Regions from separate parts of the Homo sapiens genome. Here region 1 is linked to region 2. A link is an interaction called in ENCODE POLR2A ChIA-PET data of the cell type or tissue named here. Cell type or tissue: Caco-2. All regions are shown on one strand. Each heading gives the region's core, and the rest is flanking DNA. Links, peaks and the distances in the headings are about the cores only.

Region 1 (10,317 bases), core at 1,267-9,266, 50 kb before region 2:
AGGAGGCGTAGGTTGCAGTGAGCCGAGATCACACCACTGCACTCCAGCCTAGGCAACAGAGTGAGATTCTGTCTCAAAAAATAATAATAATAAAAATAAAATTAATAATAATTTTTTAAATTAAAAAAAGAGAGGGCCTACAGAAGAATGGCTTTGTTGAATGGAACAAATTCAAAGGTCAGAGACCCACCACACCAACCGAAGTAAATACTTCTACCATGGGCGTATCCCTCTTGGAGATGTTGCCAGATACAGCCTGGGGTACCCAGTTAGGCCTGGGAGCCAAAGTCATCAAGACGGGAGTTTCTAGGTGTAGAGGGTGTCATGGGCTCTTACCGTGGGGAAGTTCTTCATCCCTTAGAGGTGGCGATGTCTCTGTGTGAAAAGTCTCATGATGTTCCTGAGGGGAGCCCCCTCTGCCCTGCTCCTGCTTCAGCAGGTCCAGGCTTCTGACAAGATAGCCTTTTGTGAAGTCACAAAGCTGGTTGCCTCCCCACAGGACCAGGGACCAGGACAACCAGGGACTAGTGGGCATGACTTTAGGGGAGAAGGGACTTCACAAGCAGCCTGTAGGCTCTGGAGAGGGGTGTGGGGTCTGGAGGGGCTCACTGGACCAGTCTCAGGCTGTAGTGGGTGAGGAGGGTTATTGGAGACTCAGGATGGGATCAGTTTCTCATGTCTCAGTCATCGCCAAAAGATAAGAACAGTTGGGGCCTGAGCCTGTATTCCTTGACCATTATCCCATCCGTTGAGACCCTAGGGCCAGAGGAGCACCCTTGCCCCTTTTGAATATATATAAGGGTCCTGATCACTGATGTTCTGGGTCATCCCTGGAAAAAGGAGGTTAAGGCCCCTGAGCCAGGGACCAGATCTTCTCCTCAGTGCCATCCCTCTGTGACCATTCAGTTTCTTTTCTTTTTTCTTTTTCTTTTCTTTCTTTTTTTTTTTTTTTTTTTTGAGATGGAGTTTCACTCTTGTCGCCCAGGCTGGAGTGCAGTGGTGTGATCTTGGCTCACTGAGACCTGCACCTCCCGGGTTCAAGCGATTTTCATGCCTCAGCCTCCTGAGTAGCTGGGATTACGGGTGTCCGCCACCACACCTGGCTAATTGTTGTATTTTTAGTAGAGACGGGGTTTCACCATGTTGGCCAGGCTGGTGTCGAACTCCTGACCTCAAACGATCCACCTGCCTTGGCCTCCCAAAGTGCTGGGATTACAGGCATAAGCCACTGCACCTGGCCTGACCATCCATTTTCTACCTGTTTCCTGGGCAAGCACATTCTGCCAAATTCTGCTACATTGAAAAGTGGCCCTGGTAGCCTTGGGGCACCCCTACCTGTTGGATTACGCAGAGGAAGAAGAGTGTCAAGAGAAGAAAGTGGAGCGCTCAGTGCCCACTCTCTCCAGAGGGTAGAGACTCCCACCTCCTGAAGAGGCAATTCAGGGGAGAAAACAGAAAACAACCCGGGGAGAAAGTGTCATTCCACAAAATGTGGAAACTCAGTTACTGCCTTGGAAGGTCACACTTCGTAAGCGGGGCATGGGGGCAGCCACTGAATGGAAACCTTGTTTTAAAAACAAGTTGCAAGGCATGGGTGGCTCACGCCTATAATCCCAGCACTTTGGGGGGCCGACGTGGGCAGATCACCTGAGGTCAGGATTTCAAGACCAGCCTGGCCAACATGGTGAAACCCCGTCTCTACTAAAAATAGAAAAAATCAGCTGGGCACTCCTGTAATCCCAGCTACTCGGGAGGCTGAGGCAGGAGAATCGCTTGAACCCCAGAGGCAGAGGTTGCAGTGAGCCAAGATCATGCCACTGCACTCCAGCCTGGGCGACAGAGAGAGACTCCCTCAAAAAAAAAAAGAAAAAAAGAAAAAAAAGAAAATCAAATGAACAAAAATGTGTCTTAAGTTAGGATTCCCGAGCCCTTGCCCTGTGCCTGGCCCTGTACCCTGTGTCTTCAGTGCTGCGGAGAATGCAGCACAGACCCTGCCCTCAAGGCTTACAGTCTAAGGCCTGAATGACTATGCCCAGCTCCCTCCCTTAAAATGAAGGCTGCTATTCCCAGAAGTCAGGGGCAGCCTGGAACCCAAGAGCCTTGTATCCCTGTCCAGGGCATTACATTTCATGAAGGCAAGAACAGACCAAATCCTGTGGACTTTTGGCAGGTAAGCTAAGACAGCATCTCACTGCCTCTCAGGGTCTGCAGGTCTGGGTCTTGGTGTCATTAATTCTGTTGAGAGTTGCTCACCACCATGTGTCTCCTCCAGACCAAGGAGACATCTTGGCTATTTTGTATTCAAGCCATGCCTCCACTGAGGGTTTCTGCTGTCTGCTCTATGGAGCCAGCAGGCATCCTGTGGGACAGGTCTGGTGTGAGGTACAAGAGACTAGAGGTGACCCTGGGCAAGTTTCCTCATACATCCCCCATAAGGAGGGCTTTACTAGATCTATGATTTTCTTTCTTTCTTTCTTTCTTTTTTTTTTTTTTTTTTTTTTGAGACAGAGTCTTGCTCTGTTGCCCAGGCTGGAGTGCAGTGGTGCGATCTTGGCTCACGGCAACCTCCACCTCCCCGGTTCAAGTGATTCTCCTGCCTCAGCCTCCCGAGTAGCTGGGCACACGCCACCATGCCCAGCTAATTTTTGTATTTTTAGTAGAGATGGGGTTTTGCCATGTTGGCCAGGCTGGTCTTTAACTCGACCTCGTGATCCACCCACCTCGGCCTCCCAAAGTGCTGGGATTACAGGCGTGAGCCACTGTGCCTGGCCTAGATCCATGATTTTCAAATTATATTAGTATTATGATTTTACCACAGAGTCTTTTTAGTCCCACTGAAATCTTGTATACCTCTTCATTAAGTAGAGAAAAGGAATGATGCAAGGGATTCTAGGTCATGATGTGGCAGAAAAACTCCTAGTGTTACAAGGAATGCAGTTTAAAAACCATGCACCAGCCGGCTGAGCACGATGGCTCATGCCTGTAATCCCAGCATTTTGGGAGTCCGAGGCGGGCAAATCACAAGGTCAGGAGTTCAAGACCAGCCTGGGCAATACGGTGAAATCTCTCTACTAAAAATACAAAAAAAATTAGCCGGGTGTGCTGGCGGGTGCCTGTAATTCCAGCTACTCCGGAGGCTGAGGCAGGATAATTGCTTGAACCTGGGAGGCGGAGGTTTCAGTGAGCAGAGGTCGAGCCACTGTACTCCAGCCTGGGCGACAGTGTGAGACTCCGTCTCAAAAAAAAAAAACCATGTACCACATGGCTTCCAGACCCTTTCAGGTGCTGTGAATCTGTGACTGCAAAGTCCAGATTATGAAAGATGGGAACAGGACAAAGAATGCCACATGTAGTGGCCACCTCAAGAGTTCTGCTCTGAATATTTCCGCTGCAACTACTCATTCCTGGTTCCAGTTCAGCTTATTTCCAGCCACCAGCGTGTCCCCAGCCCACCTCTCACCTGGCCCTCTGCTCCTACCTTTGTTCCTCTCTTGCAGGCTCTGAAATCAGCATCTAGGCCTTAGGGGCTCAAAGCCCACATGGGTTCTAAGTCAGGAGTACAACAGTCACCTCTCTGTACCTGAATCCAATAGGCAGGAGACAGGAGGCTTTCTCCAGGTAACATTCATCTTTGCCTAACTCTCTTCCGAGATCCCTGTAGTCTCTGGAATTGTCCTGGTCCTTTTTTGGATGCAGGGCATATTTGATTTCATGGGGCTGCCAACCTCACCTGCCAGAAGATGCTCAGGACAGCCAGGATGCAGTATAAAACCTGCCCTCTCCAATTTCTTTTCTCCTAAGATACAGATCAGAGGGAAGACGGGCAAGATGGGCTTCCCACCCCACAAGGCAGGCATGTCTGAATTCTATGAGCTTTTGTTTCAAATAATTTATGAGAAGCATCAGGGCCTTGGCTCATTCTAAGAGCAAGTCAGGAGAGCAGAGTTATGGTGCCGTGAGCCTTGTTGCAGGGAAAGGGAGCTGCATTATAGCTGAGAGCAAAGGCTGCTCTCTGCCTTGTGGCTAGCAAGGCATGGCAAAGAAAAGCGGACATTCCCTAGGGCCAGGCATGGTGAACGAACAAGACAAGCTGACAGGCTAGTACAAGGTTCTCAACCCTGGCTGCAATTCAGATCACCTGCAGAGCCTTTATGAACCTCTAGTGTCAAGACCCTACCCCAGTTCAATTAAGTCAGAATCTCTAGGGCACAGGCAACAATGTTTTCCAAAGCTCCCCAGATAACGAATACTCCACTAAGGCAGAGAACCTCTGGTCTAGGAGGAAAGACTGGCATTAAACAGGATGTGGGCGGGCCGGGTGTGGTGGCTCACTCCTGTAATCCCAGTACTTTGGGAGGCTGAGGCGGGCAGATCACCTGAGGTCAGGAGTTCAAGACCAGCCCAGCCAACATGGTGAAACCCTGTCTCTACTAAAAATACAAAAATTAGCTGGGTGTGGTGGCAGGTGCCTGTATTTTTAGTCTCCACTAAAAATACAAAAATTAACCAGGCGTGGTGGCAGGCACCTGTAATCCCAGGTACTCAGGAGGCTGAGGCGGGAGAATCATTTGAACCTGGGAGGCAGAGGTTGCAGTGAGCCGAGATTGCGCCATTGCACTCCAGACTGGGGGACAAGAACAAGACTTTGTCTCAAAAAAAAAAAAAAAAAAAACAGGATGTGGGCATGATGACCTTTACCCTGAGGTGGGGCCTAGAGGCCTAAAATGTGGGGTGTGGTAAGCTGGACCTTTCTGCTCCTGGAGGCCACAGGGCTCCTTCTTACCCACCCCTGCACATCCTCCATACACATCCCACACACACACCCAGCACCTATTGTGGGGAAAGCAAAACAGAAGGCTCAGGAACCCAGCTCCAGGGAGGGGAAGAAGCATGCACTCTAGGTTAGAATCACGACCCTGAACTCTCTAGTTGTGTGGCCCTGGCAACCTTTGAGCCTCAATTCCTCCTCTGTAAAATGGACATAGTAGGCCGGGCACGATGGCTCATGCCTGTAATCCCAGCACTTTGGGAGGCCAAGGGGGTGGATCACTTAAGGTCAGGAGCTCAAAACCAGCCTTTCCAACATGGTGAAAGCCTGTCTCTACTAAAAATACAAAAATTAGTTGGGTGTGGGTGGCGTGTGCCTGTAATCCCAGCTACTTGGGATGCTGAGGCAGGAGAATTGCTTGAACCTGGGAGGCGGAGGTTGCAGTGAGCCAAGATCACGTCACTGCACTCCAGCCTGGGCAACAGAGCAAGGCTCTGTCTCAAAAAAAAAAAAATGGAGGTAGTAATACCTGCTTTGAGGGTGGTTGCAAGGAGGGCAACGGGAAGCACTGGCTTACAGAAAGGGCTCCAGAGATGAAGCTGCTAGCAGCAGCAACCACAGCCCCAGCTCCCTCTGTCAGCTTGGACAAAGCTCTAATGATCATCCACCCAGTCCCCTTGTTTTTCACGTGAAGACCTCAGTGTCCAAAGGAGAGAGGTTTGCTCCAGACACGCAGCCAGCAAGAATCTTAATCTCCCAGGCAGCTTCACATCACAGCAGTTTTTTTGTATTGAACTTTAGCTTTCATCTCTCAGCAAAACTCCTAAAATTACTATAGGGGCTTCTTCTCTCTCTCTGTCTTTTTTTTTTTTTTTTTTTTTTTACTCTGTCACCCGGGCTAGAGTGCAGTGGCACGATCATAGCTCGCTGCAGTCTCAACCTACCAGGCTCAGGCAAATCTCCAACCTTAGCCTCCCTAGTATCTAGGACTACAGGCACACGCCACCATGCCCAGCTAGTTTTTTTTATATATTGTTTATTTTTTGTAGAGACAGGGTCCCACTGTATTGCTCTGATTACAGGTGTGAGCCACCCTACCCAGCCTACTGGGGCTTCTAAAGCAGCAAGCAGGGATTTAAAAATACCTTTAGGCTATCTTATCTGAGATGCCTGATTGATCCTTGAAGTAGAAGGTGTGTTCAGCCAGTCTGACCACTTGGCTCCAGTCCCCTTTGATGTTCCTGATACAGAGAAGAAGGTTCATTACCTCAGTGGCAAGGGTGTGGCCATCCCAAGGCTGATGATTACATAAGAAGATGCCACTCTGCCTGGGCTGAGGTTAGGAAGTGGGTAGGGTAGGTAGGGAAGAGAGATGCTGGGTTTTCCATATAAGCCTTTTTTGTATTCTTTGACCTTTTTTTTTTTTTTGAGACGGAGTTTCGTTCTTGTTGCCCAGTCTGGAGTGCAATGACGCGATCTCGGCTCACCGCAACCTCCTCCTCCTGAGTTCAAGCGATTCTCCTGCCTTAGCCTCCTGAGTAGCTGGGATTACAGCCTAATGCCACCATCATACCCGGCTAATTTTGTATTTTTAGTAGAGATGAGATTTCTCCATGTTGGTCAGGCTGGTCTCAAACTCCCAACCTCAGGTGATCCGCCCACCTTGGCCTTCAAAAGTGCTGGGATTATAGGCGTGAGCCACCGCGTCCGACATATTCTTTGCCTTTTAAGCCACTGAGTATACATGGCTTTTTTTTTCTTTTTTGAAACAGAGTCTCACACTGTCACCCAAGGTGGAGTGCATGGCACAATCGCAGTTTACTGTAGCCTTAATCTCCATGCTCAAGTGACCTCCCACCTCAGCCACCCAAGTAGCTGGGAATACAAATGCATGCCACCATGCCCAGCTAATTTTTGTATTTTTTGTGGAGACAAAGTTTCGCCATGTTGCACAGGCTGGTCTCGAACTCCTGGGCTCAAGCAATCCGCCTGCCTCAGCCTCCCAAAGTGCTGGGATTACAGGCATGAGCCACTGCACCTGGCTGAGCATGTACCACTTTAATAAAAATAAAATTACACTGAAAAGTAAAGCATAGGCCAGGTGCAGTGGCTCGTGCCTGTAATCCCAGCACTTTGGGAAGCCAAAGCAGGCAGATCACCGGAGGTCAGGAGCTTGAGACCATCCTGGCCAACATGGTGAAACACCATCTCTACCAAAAATACAAAAATTAGCCAGATGTGGTGGCAGGCTCCTGTAATCCCAGCTACTTGGGAGGCTGAGGCATGAGAATCGCTTGAACCCAGAAAGTGGACTTTGCAATGAGCTAAGATCGCACCACTGCACTCCAGCCTGGGGGATAGAGCGAGACTCTGTCTCCAAAAAAAAAAAAAAGAAAGAAAAGAACAGTAAAGCTATACATGTCACTATATATTTGTCAAAACCTATAGATATACAACACCAAGAGTGAACCCTAATGTAGACTATGGATTATGGTCGATAATGATATATCAGTGTGGGTTCATTGATTGTAACAAATGTACCACTCTGTTGTAGGATGTTGATAATGGAGGAGGACGTGCATGTGTGAGAGCAGGGGCATATGGGAACTCTGTACTTTCTGCCCAATTTTGCTATTAACTTAAGATTGCTCTAAAAAAAAGTAGTACAGCTGACTCTTGTGTGGGGGTTAGGGGTGCTGACCCCCCACCACAGTAGAAAATCCATGTATAACTTTTTTTTTTTTGAGACAGTCTTACTGTGTCACCAAAGGCTAGGGTGCAGTGGCACAATCTCAGCTCACTGTAACCTCCGCCTCCCAGGCTCAAGCGATTATCCTGCCTCAGCCTCTCAAGTAGCTGGGATTACTGGTGCCCACCACCATGCCTGGCTAATTTTTGTAGTTTTAGAAGAGATTGAGTTTCACCATGTTGGCCAGGATGGTCTCCAACTCCCGACCTCAGGTGATCCGCCTGCCTCGGCCTCCCAAAGTGCTGGGATTACAGGCATGAGCCACTGCACCTGGCCCCGTGTATAACTTTAGATTCCCCCAAAACTTAGCTACTGATAGCTTACTTTTGACCAGAAGCCTTACTGCTAGCATAAATAGTCAATTAACACATATTTTGTATGTTGTATGTATTATATTCTGGTTTTTCTTTTTTTTTTTTTTGAGATGGAATTTCGCTCTTATTGCCCAGTCTGGAGTGCAGTGGCACAATCTCGGCTCACCGCAACCTCTGCCTCCCAGGTTCAAGCAATTCTCCTGCCTCAGCCTCCCCAGTAGCTGGGATTACAGGCATATGCCACCACATACCGCTAATTTTTGTATTTTTAGTAGAGACGGGGTTTTGCCATGTTGGCCAGGCTAGTCTCGAACTCCTGATCTCTGGTGATCCGCCCACCTCAGCCTCTCAAAGTGCTGGGATTACGGGCATGAGCCACCAAGCCCGGCCTATATACTGTATTGTTAGAATAAAGTAACTAAGGAAAATAAAATGGTGGCTGGGGCCAGGTGCGGTGGCTCAGGCCTGTAATCCCTGCACTTTGGGAGGCTGAGGTGGGTGGATCACCTGAGGTTGGGAGTTTGACACCAGACTGGCAAACATGGCAAAACTCTGTCTCTACTAAAAACACAAAAATTAGGTGGGCATGGTGGCAGGCACCTGTAATCCCAGCTACTCAGTAGGCTGAGGCAGGAGAATGGCTTGAACCCTGGAGGTGGAGGTTGCAGTGAGCGGAGATGGTGCCACTGCACTACAGCTTGGGTGACAGAGCCAGAAAGAAAAAATAAATAAATAAAAAAGAAGGAAAAGGAAATGGCAGCTCTGGGAGGCTGAGGCGGGAGGATCCCTTGAGGCCAGAAGTTTGAGACCAGCCTGGGCAACACAGCAAGACCCCGTCTCTACAAAAAGGAAAGAGAAAGAAAAAGTTAAGAAAATCAAGCCAGGCATGGTGACCCTCCTATAGTCCCAGATACTCAGGAGGCTGAGGCAGGAGGATCTGAGCTCAGGAGTTTGAGGCTGTATGGCAACATAGTGAAACCATGGCTGTAAAAAAATTAAAGGAAGGAAGGAAGAAAGGAAGGAAGGAAGGAAAGAAAGAAATTCATAAGAGAATATATATTTACAGTACTCTATTGATCAATATCATAAGTTTACATTATCTGTTTACAATGATGTCCGACTGAAATGAGGGGTAACCACAGCCGCAAACCTCAATTAAGGAATTCAACTTTTTCTTGTAATGTCATGACTTTTCTCTGCTTCTTGGGAGCGTTTCCAGCATCAGTAGTGGTACTTCATATGGGTCCCATGGTGTTATTCGAAGTTTACGGTATTGCACTTAACAAGATGAAAAATACAAGAGAATTGAGGGAGGTCACTTTTAGTGCTATACACAATTTACTGGAGAGACAAATCGCTCATGTGATAATTAGCAGCACATGATGTTTTAAGCTTCAGCTCACAACAGCAACAGGAAGTGGCTAGGAAATTATTGCAGTAGTACAGTACATACTACAGTTAATTTTATGCAGTTATGATTTATTTATTTATTTATTTATTTATTATTTAATTATTTAAGACTGGATCTTCTCTCTCTATCATCCAGGCCGGAGTATGGTAGTGCAACTATGGTTCACTGCAGCCTCAATCTTTTGGACATGCTCAATCCTCTTGCCTCAGCCTCCCTAGTAGCTGGGACTATAGGCACACACTACCACGCCCAGCCTGTGTGTGTGTGTGTAGAGATGGGCTCTGCCTACATTGCCCAGGCTGGTCTCAAATTCCTAGGCTCAAGTGATCCTCCTGCCTTAGCCTCCCAAAATGCGTTCATTACAGGCATGAGCCACTGCACCCAGCCAATTATGATTTAACACTGCATCTTTACATTCGTTCACATTTCTCTTGGCTGTAAATGGTGCTATATACAGTCTTTAAGTGTTTGTACATATAAGGTTTTGTTTTGTTTTGTTTTGTTTTTTTGAGATGGAGTCTCGATCTATTGCCCAGGCTGGAGTGCAGTGGCGCAATCTCGGCTCACTGCAATCTCCGCCTCCAAGGTTCAAGTGATTCTCGTGCCTCAGCCTCCCAAGTAGCTGGAATTACAGACGTGTACCACCACGCCTGGCTAATTTTTGTATTTTTAGTAGAGACTGGGTTTCACCATGTTGGCCAGGTTGGTCTCGAACTCCTGACCTTAGGTGATCCACCCACCTTGGCCTGCCAAAGTGCTGGGATTACAGGCTTGAGTCACCACGCCTGGCCTTGTAAGTTTTCATAAATTTTAACTTCTTATTTTATTTTATTTATTTTTTATTTTTTTGAGATAGAGTCTTGCTTGGCTCATTGCAAGCTCTACCTCCTGGGTTCCAGTGATTCTCCTGCCTTGGCCTCCCGAGCAGCTTGGATTACAGGTGTGCACTACCACGCCCTGCTAAAAATTTTAACTCTTTTTTTTTTTTTTTTTTGAGACAGAGTCTAGCTCTGTGGTCCAGGCTGGAGTGCAGTGGCACAATCTGGGCTCACTGCAAGCTCCGCCTCCCGGGTTC
Region 2 (10,317 bases), core at 1,435-9,434:
ATTTGCATCTGTAAAGAATCTCTATAAACACAACTGGATCTTTTCCCTTCCAGGCCCTCCCAGTCCTGAAGAGATTACCTGAGAGTCTAGTACCTTTTAAAGGTCTGACTAGGAAACATTTGCCACCTTTAAGACTTCATCTACATAATAAGAACCTTGGTCTCCACCATCCCTTCTCTTAACTCAGACCCTCATTTCTTTTCTTTTCTTTTCTTTTTTTTTGAGACAAGGTCTCCCTTTGTCTACCAGGCTAGAGTGCAGTGGTGCGACCTCTGCTTACTGCAGCCTCTGCCTCCCAGGTTCAAGCGATTCTCTTGCTGCAGCCTTCTAAGTAGCTGGGATGAAAGGTGTGTGCCACCATGCCTGGCTAATTTTTGTATTTTTTATAGTAAAAGGGTTTTGCCATGTTGACCAGGCTGGTCTCAAACTCCTGGCCTCAAGTGACCCGCCCACATCGGCCTCCCAAATGCTGGGATTACAGGTGTGAGCCATTGTGGTGGCCCCAGACACTCCTTTCTATTGATTCCAGATTTTTAGATGATAACCAATTGCCAATCAGAAAATCTTTAATCTGTGATATGTAAAGCCTCTCCCCTCCCCCACTGTAGTTGACCCACCTTTCTGGACAGAACAGATGTATACTTCACAGATACTGAGATGATGTTATATGTTTCCCTAAAATACATAAAACTGGCCAGGCATGGTGGCTCACACCTGTAATCCCAGCACTCTGAAAGGCCAAAGTGGGCAGATCACCTGAGGTCAGGAGTTGGAGACCAGCATGGCCAATATGGTGAAACCCTGTCTCTACAAAAAATACAAAAATTAGCCAGGCATGGTGGCACACATGTCTACTGAAAATAGAAAAATTAGCCAGGCGTGGTGTTGCACACCTGTAATCCCAGCTACTTGGAGGCTGAGGTGGGAGAATTGCTTGAACCTGGGGGAGGCGGAGGTTGCAATGAGCAGAAATCGCACCACTGCTTTCCAGCCTGGGTGACAGAGTGAGACCAAGCTGTAACTCAACCACCATCGGCACATGTTATCAGGACCTGTTGAAACCGTGCCTTGGGCCATGGTCGTTCATTTTTGGCTCAGAATAAGTCTTTTTAAATATTTTACAGTTAGATCCATTTCATCGACAGTAATGAAAGAGTATATGCTCGTATTTACCCCCAGACACAAGTACTTTACTTATGTCAACTTCGGTGATGGTGACAAGCTGAAATTAAAGTCAAATGGTTGAATGTCAGAGCCTCCTCCCTTAACTGTGATATTACACAGCCCCTTTTGCATTCTAGTTTCAGAGTGTTACCTTTCTCTATATTCATTCTCCCAGAAGAGGTGGTCTTCATTGTTTTTTCAATCCAACCCGTTCCAATTGAATTTTATCTATTCCTGTTTCTTCTGTAACCTTGATTTACCTATTACATCCTTTGTAAGGTCCTCCTATAGTCTTTCCTAGCCTTGATCCCCTCCCCTTTTGTTTTTTCCTACATAAACGATAGGACCACAGTAACTGCTTAGCTCTGTGCCTCTCATGGTAGCCTAGCCTTCTTCTTTCTGTCCTCCTTTGGTTTATTTTTTATCATCCTCTCATTAAGTTTTACTGCCATTTCCTTACCAATTGCCTTTTTTTGTTTTGTTTTGTTTTTGAGACAGGGTTTTGCTCTTTCACCCAGGCTGTAGTGCAGTGGTGCAATCTGCTCCCTATGGCCTCAACCTCCCTGGCCCATGCTATCCTCTTAGGCGGGTGCCACCATGGCTGGCTAGATTTTACTTTTTATTTTGTAGAGACAGGGTATCCCTGTGTTGCCCAGGCTGGTCTCAAACTCCTGTCCTCAAGTGATCCTCCTGCCTTGGCCACCCATAGTGCTGGGATTACAGGTGTGGGCCACCTCACTCAGTGCCAACCAGATGCTTTATCTCTCTTTTATCTATCTCTCTTTTTTTTTGAGACAGAGTTTCGCTCTTGTTGCCCAGGCTAGAGTGCAGTGGCATGATCTCGGCTCATTGCAACCTCCGCCTCCCGGGTTCAAGCGATTCTTCTGCCTCAGCCTCCAGAGTAGCTGGGATTACAGCCATGCGCCACCATGCCCGGCTAATTTTGTATTTTTAGTATAGACGGGGTTTCTCCATTTTGGTCAGGCTGTTGTCAAACTCCTGACCAAAGGTGATCCGCCCGCCTCTGCCTCCCAAAGTGCTGGGATTACAGGCGTGAGCCACTGCACCCGGCCCTATATATCTCTTAATCCTTTGTTGTCTGGCTTGGTCCTGCATTCCTCCTGAGCAATATCTCTGAGGTGAGTTCCTAGTTGCCTGGACCAAAGATTCTTTTCCTGATGTTTATTCTCCCTTGTTCTGACTAACTCCCCCTTTCCCATCATCCTTGCTGGGAGGGATGTTGCACATGCTTGGCATACACGTACAACTGTGGAGAGTATAGCATCATGAAGCATCATGTACCTGTCACCCAATTTCAACAATTATCAATACTTCTCCATCTTTTTCAATATATTCCCTATTTTTTGTTGTTGTTGGCTTTTTTTTTTTTTTTTTTTTTTTTTTTGAGACAGGGTCTCACTCTGTTGCCCAGGCTGGCATGCAGTGGCATGGCTCACTGTAGCCTCGACTTCCCAGCTCAAAGTATTCTCCAACCTCAGCCTCCTGAGTAGCTGAGACTACAAGTGCACACTGCCATGCCCAGCTAATTTTTAAATTTATGTAGAGATGGGGTCTCACCACATTGCCCAGGCTGGTCTCAAAACTCTTGGGCTCAAGCTATCCTCCTGCCTCAGCCTCCCAAAGTGCTGGGATTAGAGGTGTGAGCCACTGCACCAGGCTGTTGTTGGCATATTTTAAAGCTAGATCTAGACATTGACACTGAGTGTTTAATTAATAAGAACATTCTTATGTTCTTATTAATTACACGCCTGTAATCTCAACACTTTGGGAGGCTGAGGTGGGTGGATCACGAGGTCAGGAGTTTGAGACCAGCCTGATCAACGTGGTGAAACCCTGTCTCTATTAAATATACAAAAATTAGCCAGGCATGGTGGCGGGCGCCTGTAATGCTAGCTACTTGGAAGGCTGAGGCAGGAGAATCGCTTGAAACCAGAAAGTGGAGGTTGCAGTGAGCCGAGATTGCGCCACTGCACTTCAGCCTGGGTAACAAGAGGGAAACTCCATCTCAAAAAAAAAAAAAAAAAAAAAAAAGAACATTCTATTTTATTTTTTTGAGACAAGGTCTCGCTCTGTTGCAGTGGCACAATCTCTGCTCATTGCAACCTTCACCTCCCAAGGCTCAAGTGATCCTCTCACCTCAGCCCCAGGAGTAGATGAAACCACAGGTGTGTGCCATCATGCCCAGCTAATTTTTGTATATTTTGTAGAGAGAGGGTTTTACCGTGTTGCCCAGGCTGGTCTCAAATTTATAAGCTCAACCAATCTGCCCACCTCAGCTTCCCAAAGGGCTGGGATTACAGGTGTGAGCCACCGCCCCTGGCCGATTTGTTTATGAATCTTATCAAGTCTGGCTTGTAAGGCTCTGTTTAGGGCAAAGTAGAATTTACTGATTGACCGAATCCATGCTCTCAGCCCAAATTTCTCCACCAGAGACGTGTGACCTGCCCTTATCTGTCAGTTGGCTCCTGTTTTAAATGTTTTAAAATTTTTCTTAGATTAAATGTTTAAAAAATTTCTTAGATGTTTAGAGGAAGACTATTTTTTTTCTAGTCAAAATCATGTGCCATAGCAGCATCTTAAATATCAATTTCATTTCAAAGGGACTTTGGCAAGCCTTTCTCCTTTGAAGGTCCACTTCTCTCTCTCTCTCTCTCTTTTTTGAGACAGGGTCTTGCTTGCTGTGTTGCTCAGGCTAGAGTGCAGTGGCGTGATTATGGTTCACTGCAGCCTCAACTGCCTGGGTGCAAGTGATTCCGCCCACCTTAGCCTCCCAAGTAGCTGGGACCACAGACATGTACCACTATGCCTGGCTAATTCTTTAATTATTGTAGAGATGGGGGTCTTGCTATGTTACCCAGGCTGGTCTTGAACTCCTGGGCTCAAGCAATCCTCCCATCTCTGCCTCCCAAAGTGCTGGGATTACAAGCATGAGGCACCATGCTGGCACTTCTCTTACTGTCCCATAAGTGGAATAGCAAAGAATGCCTTGTGAAGTATATAGTCAATACATTCCTTAATAGAAATCAACTGTGTAATAGTAGCAGCATCAACAAATAGCCTATTTATTTTTGAGACGGAGTCTCACTCTTGCCCAGGCTGGAGTGCAGTGGCATGATCTTGGCTTACTGCATTCTCTGCCTCCCACGTTTAAGCAATTCTACTGCCTTAACCTCCCTAGTAGCTGGGATTACAGGCGTATACCACCACACCTGGCAAATTTTTTGTATTTTTAGTAGAGAGGGGGTTTCACCATGTTGCCCAGGCTGGTCTCAAACTCCTGACCTCAGATGATCCACCATCCTCGGCCTCCCAAAGTGCTGGGATTACAGGCGTGTATTAATGGCGTGAACCACTGCGCCTGGCCGACAATAGCCCACTGAAATGGAAAGGGTTACTCTTTCACATTTAATGTGTCTAAATTTTATCTCCACTGATATTCTCCCCAGGTTATACTCTCCAGCTTCCTAACCTCTTATAAGGAATCTTGAATCTTAATGAGGGTAGAACATTTGGCTTTTTGTGCTTGCATAAATCTTTCATGTTACATAAATAACATGGAGAATATTTATGTCCCAGATATCTTAAATTTAGTAAGTTTGGTGTCTTACACTTGGTAACTCGGTGCCTCCCCTGAGTGCTTCAGATCCAAACTGATTCATCCCACTGCCTCACTTGATTCCACTTGATTATGGATGGGTCTTTGCATCTGGGTTATTCTAGCTTCCTCAGAGCTCTTCCCTTCCCTACTGTTTTATCCACTCATTGTAGATTTGGTTTATCCAGTTTTGTCTGTGAGGAATGCATGTTTTCTGGGCTTGGCGCCAAATTTTTACTTAACTTTTGGGTAAAACTGTATCCCAGCTGCTGTTCTAGAGATGAGCTCTCTGAAACCAGTTTTATTTGTTTAGGAACCAGATAGTACATATTATGGTGGAAGATGTTATACCCATATTGAAAATAAAAACAATCTTGCTCCAAGTGGAACACCGGTTGTCTGTATGAGAGCCAACGTACTGATAAGTACTGGGCAGTTTCAGCTACAGGAGCTTCCAAATGGGCTACAGATATGATAAGGCTATGTAGTATTTTTGTAAGAGATACTGTTTTGTATGTTTCACATCTATGTAGGATTTGTTTGTGATGTGCTGCTGTTGACTGATTGCCATGTTGTATGCTGTGTGAATCCTCACAGCACAGAGCTGTGGATGCCATTATGCCAGTTGTACAGATGAGAAACTAAGTGATTTGCTCCAGTTAAGTGGTGCTGTTAAACCAGGTATCTGACACCAAAGAGCTCCCACCCCATGATATACCTATGGCCTCTTCAGCAGTGTTGATAGTAAAAGCTGAAATATGTGTGGCATCTGGTTTTCAACCTGGGCTTGTGTTTGAGGAGGAGGTCACAATAGCACTCTAGGCCCTGGTTAGGGAAACCTGGAAAAGAAACCTCATGTGTCTTTTACTCTTTTATTGAGGTTTGAAGAGCAATACTTTACTAGCATAATTTATTTTACCTTCCAAATCATTTTCTTTTTTTTCTTTTTTTTTTTTTTTGAGATGGAGTCTCGCTCTGTCACCTAGGCTGGAGTGCAGTGGTGCAGTCTCTGCTCACTACAAGCTCCGCCTCCTGGGATCACGCCATTCTCCTTCCTCAGCCTCCTGTAGTAGCTAGGACTACAGGTGCCCACCACCACGCCTGGCTAATTTTTTATATTTTTTAGTAGAGACAGGGTTTCACTGTGTTAGCCAGGCTGCGATCTCCTGACCTCATGATCCACCTGCCTCTGCCTCCCAAAGTGCTGGGATTACAGGTGTGAGCCACCGTGCCTGGCCCCCCAAATAGTTTTCAAATCTGGCCTTTCCTCTGGCTTTTTAACTGGCCTTCTATTTTCAATCCCCTTTTATTCCGCCTTCCACATTTCTTCCAGCAAATTTTTTTTCTAGGCCATGTTTTGAATACAATGTGCTAAATACTGAGCCAGGTATCTTTATTGTAGAATTTATATTCCTTCACCACTTGATCCTCTTAAGAAAATTTGAAGGTAGGGAATATCTTCATTTTACAAGTGAGGAAACAAACTGTGGTCCAAAGAATTTAAGTAGCTTGCTGAAGCTCATGTAGCAAAATGAGCTGGTACTTGTTTTCAGTTTGAAACTGTTCTTTTAAGCATTAACATTCTATGCCACAGAGTGACCTTTATAAAAGACGGATCTGCTTATACCATTCTGCTCTTGCTTGGAGGCTAAAATCCTATCTCCTTAGCAGGTCTCCAGGTTGCCCTATGTTCTTGGCCCTGTTACTTCTCCAGGCTCATTTTCTACTCTTCTCCCATACTTCCTACTTTATGCTTTAGTAATACAGACTGCTTGGATTTCCTTGAAAACATTCTGCTTTCTTGTCTCTGAATCATTGTTCATGAAATTCCCTATCTTTTTTTAGGTGAGACAGAGTTGCTCTGTTACCCAGGCTGGAGTGCAGAAATGTGATCTCGGTTCATTGCAACCTCCACCTCCTGGGTTCAAGTGATTCTCCTGCCTCAGCCTCCCAAGTAGCTGGGATAACAGGCATGTGCCGCCATGCCCGGCTAATTTTTGTATTTTTAGTAGAGACGGGTTTCACCATGGTGGCCAGGCTGCTCTTGAACTCCTGACCTCAGGTGATCTGCCCGCCTCTGCCTCCCAAAGTGCTGGGATTATAGGCGTGAGCCACCACGCCCGGCCGAAATTCCCTTTTATCTTTTTCTTTTTTTTTTTTTGAAACAGAGTCTCACTCTTTTGCCCACCCTGGAGTGCAGTGTTGCAATCACGGCTCACTGCAGCCTCAACCTCCCAGGCTCAAGCAATCCTCCCACCTCAGCCTCCTGAGGAGTTGGGACCACAGGAGCATGCCACCATTCCTGGCTAATTATTTTATTTTATTTTTTGTTCCCTATGTTGCCCAGACTGGTCTTGAATTCCTATGCTTAAGCAGTCCTTCTGCCTCAGCCTCCCAAAGTGCTGGAATTACAGGTGTGGGTCATCACGCCTGGCTTGGCTGATTTTTTTTATTATTTATTTATTGTTGAGACAAGGTCTCACTTTGTTGCCTAGGCTGGAGTGCAGTGGCGCAATTGTGGCTCACTGCAACTTTGACTTCCTGGGCCCAAGCAATCCCCCCACCTCAGCCTCCCAAGTAACTGGGACTATAGGTGTGTGGCACCCTGCCCAGTTAATTTTTTTTTTTTCCCCCTGAGACCGAGTCTCACTCTGTCGCCCAGGCTGGAGTGCAGTGGTGTGATATTGGCTCACTGCAACCTCTGCCTCCTGGGTTCAAGCGATTATCGTGCCTCAGCCTCCCAAGTAGCTGGGACTACAGGTATGAGCCACCACACCCAGCTAATTTTTGTATTTTTATTCTTTAAATTTTTTAAATTTTATTTTTTTTTGAGATGGAGTCTTGCTCTTGTTGCCCAGGCTGGAGTGCAGTGGCGTGATCTCGGCTCACTGCCACCTCCACCTCCTGGGTTCAAGCAATTCTCCCGCCTCAGCCTCCCAAGTAGCTGGGATTACAGGCACCCACCACCATGTCTGGCTAATTTTTGTATATTTAGTAGAGACTAAATAAACATGTTGGCCAGGCTGGTTTTGAACTCTGGACCTCAGGTGATCTGCCCGCCTGGGCCTCTGAAAGTGCTGGGATTATAGGCGTGAGCCACTGTGCCCTGCCATTTTTTGTATTTTTAGTACAGACAGGGTTTCACCATGTTGGCCAGGCTGGTCTTGAACTCCTGACCTCAGGTGAGGAGGTCACCCGCCTTGGCCTCCCAGAGTGCTGGGATTACAGGCATGAGCCACCATGCCTGGCCAGCTAATTTTTTTGTTTGTTTGTTTTGTAGAGATGGGGTCTCCCTATGTTGCCTAGGCTGGTCTCAAAGTCTGTGCTCAGCGATCCTTCTGCCTTGGCTTCCCAAAGTTCTGGGATTACAGGTGTAAGCCACCACACCCAGCTTGATATTTTGTAGAGATGAGGTCTCACTTTGTTGCCCAGGCTGATCTCAAACTCTTGGACTCAAGCCATTCTCCCACCTCAGCTTCCCAAAATGCTGGATTATAGGCATGAGCCACCGAGTCTGGCCAGAAATTTCTTATCTTTGAAGTCATTCCCAGGCAATACCTCTGCCTACCCCATTCCCTGGACATTACCTAACTGTCCAATTCTTTCTTCAAAACTCTCTTTGAGCCTCACTCTTAGTGTTTTTTTGCCTTTCCTGACCTGTCGTGTGTATCTTTGTGTCTCCAGTAGAGAGTAGTTTTTTAATAAGTCTTTGTTGAGCTGAACAGAATTTTTGGAGATGTGACTCTCTAGAATTAGACATTCCAGAGACCACCAAAGCTTCCACATTGGTAAGCTGTTTTGTAAATTTAAAAAACCTGAGTAGGTAAGGGTCAGTTTCTGACCTGAAGGATGTAAACGTATTAACAAGAGCATGTTTAGATTTTGGCACCTGGCTGTATTAGAACTATCTTTGTAGAACCATCTTCTTCCTCCTTTTTAAACTTCTATTACTATTTAATATTCATTTTTGGACTAGTACCCTAGGAGACTGTTCCTTATTTTAATGGCTTTCATTTCATGTGGTGCTTTCCAAGTATTGGTTCTCATCCATCCCATCTACTTTTTCTCTGAAGCTTCATAGAACAGCCTGATCCAAGCCCTGAGAGCCTCTTTATGTCAGGGTGCATAGAATGTGCATTTTAGTAGAAGGACCTCCTGGTTTTTGCCACGGTTCCCTCCCCGGTGTGTTCATCAAAGATCATCAGGGTCAGTAGTTAGAAAGTAATAATACCGTAGCATTTGCTTTATCATTTTGCTGAGAAGGGTTTATTTTTTATTTATTTTTTTCTGTGTTTAAGCATTTGGTAATATATTTAGTGAGTTTTAACTAATTGTTAAGCCTGCAGATAATGAAAGTGTTGACTCTCACTGACACTGGAAAAGGCCCAGGTGTGGGAGGATTAGTTATTAGGTGGTAGACTATCAGCTTGTTCTCCACAGATCAAGATGATCCCTTTTCTTTCACTGAGGTTTCTCTTAAATAATTCCTTAAATGTCCTGTGGTTATTTGTAAATCTTTTTTAAAACATGCCACTTCCTGTCAAGTTTAGAAGGCAGCCCAGAGGGGGACAACTTTTGGAAAGCAAAATTAAATAATTGATTTAGGTATCAATGGGCTTTTCAGGGTTTTGAGTCTGCTGGCTATAGTATTTTAATCCTGATGTTAATGGCTTGTATAGATACAAACCCTTCTCAAGGGTTTGAGGCTGCTCCCAGTGCCTGGTAAAGCCTTAGGAAATCTCAGGCCAGGCTTCTTTTCTATTCTTCTCTTAAATTGCGATGAAGCAGTATGTCTCTGCCTTACACAGGAAAACAGGGAGTGCTTCACTTTGGGCCACAGAATACATTAGATTTGGAGTCCTCCATTAGATGTAACTGAAGATAGGAGGTTTCTTTTCTATTCTTCTCTTAAATTGCAGTGAAGCAATATGTCTCTGCCTTATGCAGGAAAACAGGGAATGCTTCACTCTGGGCCACAGAATACATTAAATTTGGAGTCCTGTAACTGAAGATAGGAGGTTTGTTATCTACATGTAAACATAGAGTCAGGTGTTAGGAATGGAGAGACTGGATAGGAGGAGGTATAAGGGGAGCTCTTGGGGTCTGCCCTTTCCTTTAGCCTTCTAAATAAGGCAAATCAGTATTACTAGGATTCAGCAAAACTTAGACATTGGCTTCTTGGCTTAACTATATAGCCTGTTGAAGACACTGGCTCAGGCCAGGTGCAGTGGCTCACACCTGTAATCCCAGCACTTTGGGAGGCTGAGGTGGGTGGATGGCTTGAGCCCAGGAGTTCAAGACCAGCTTGGGCCAGATGGTGAAACCACATCTCTGTTTATTTTTTTAATTTTCTGTTTATTAAATTTTTAAAATTAAAAAAAGAAAGAAACTGGCTCAAATATAATAGGGGAAAAAGTTAAGAGAGAGCAGTCACAGCTTTGCAGGAGCATGTAGTGCATGTTATTTATATGTTAGGATGCTGTTAAGAAACAGCTTTTCATTTGAAGATCATATGTTTGATTCTTTTCTGTAAGTTC

Evidence for each region. Peaks named below come from ENCODE experiments on the same cell type or tissue, not always from the same donor. Only the 100,000 strongest peaks of a DNase experiment are listed, where the experiment ranks them.
Region 1: POLR2A ChIA-PET joins it to region 2 with 10 read pairs; 13 of 35 experiments call an interaction of 5 or more read pairs at or near these places.

What each region holds. Positions count from the first base shown.
Region 1 is chr3:51,505,189-51,515,505 of GRCh38, forward strand. It overlaps LOC105377085 (a long non-coding RNA gene), which reads left to right and starts at 1,882. Exons shown (of 3, transcript XR_940835.3): 1 at 1,882-2,170. It also overlaps a transcript of DCAF1 not described here. In Caco-2, for the core only: no CTCF peak of the experiment used is centred there; DNase peaks (open chromatin) are centred at 4,723 and 5,983.
Region 2 is chr3:51,554,639-51,564,955 of GRCh38, forward strand. All of the region lies in intron 2 of RAD54L2 (RAD54 like 2), which reads left to right. Among named protein-coding and RNA genes, the nearest start is that of RAD54L2, 21 kb to the left of the region's middle. RefSeq lists an enhancer at 474-1,412. In Caco-2, for the core only: no CTCF peak of the experiment used is centred there; a DNase peak (open chromatin) is centred at 5,535.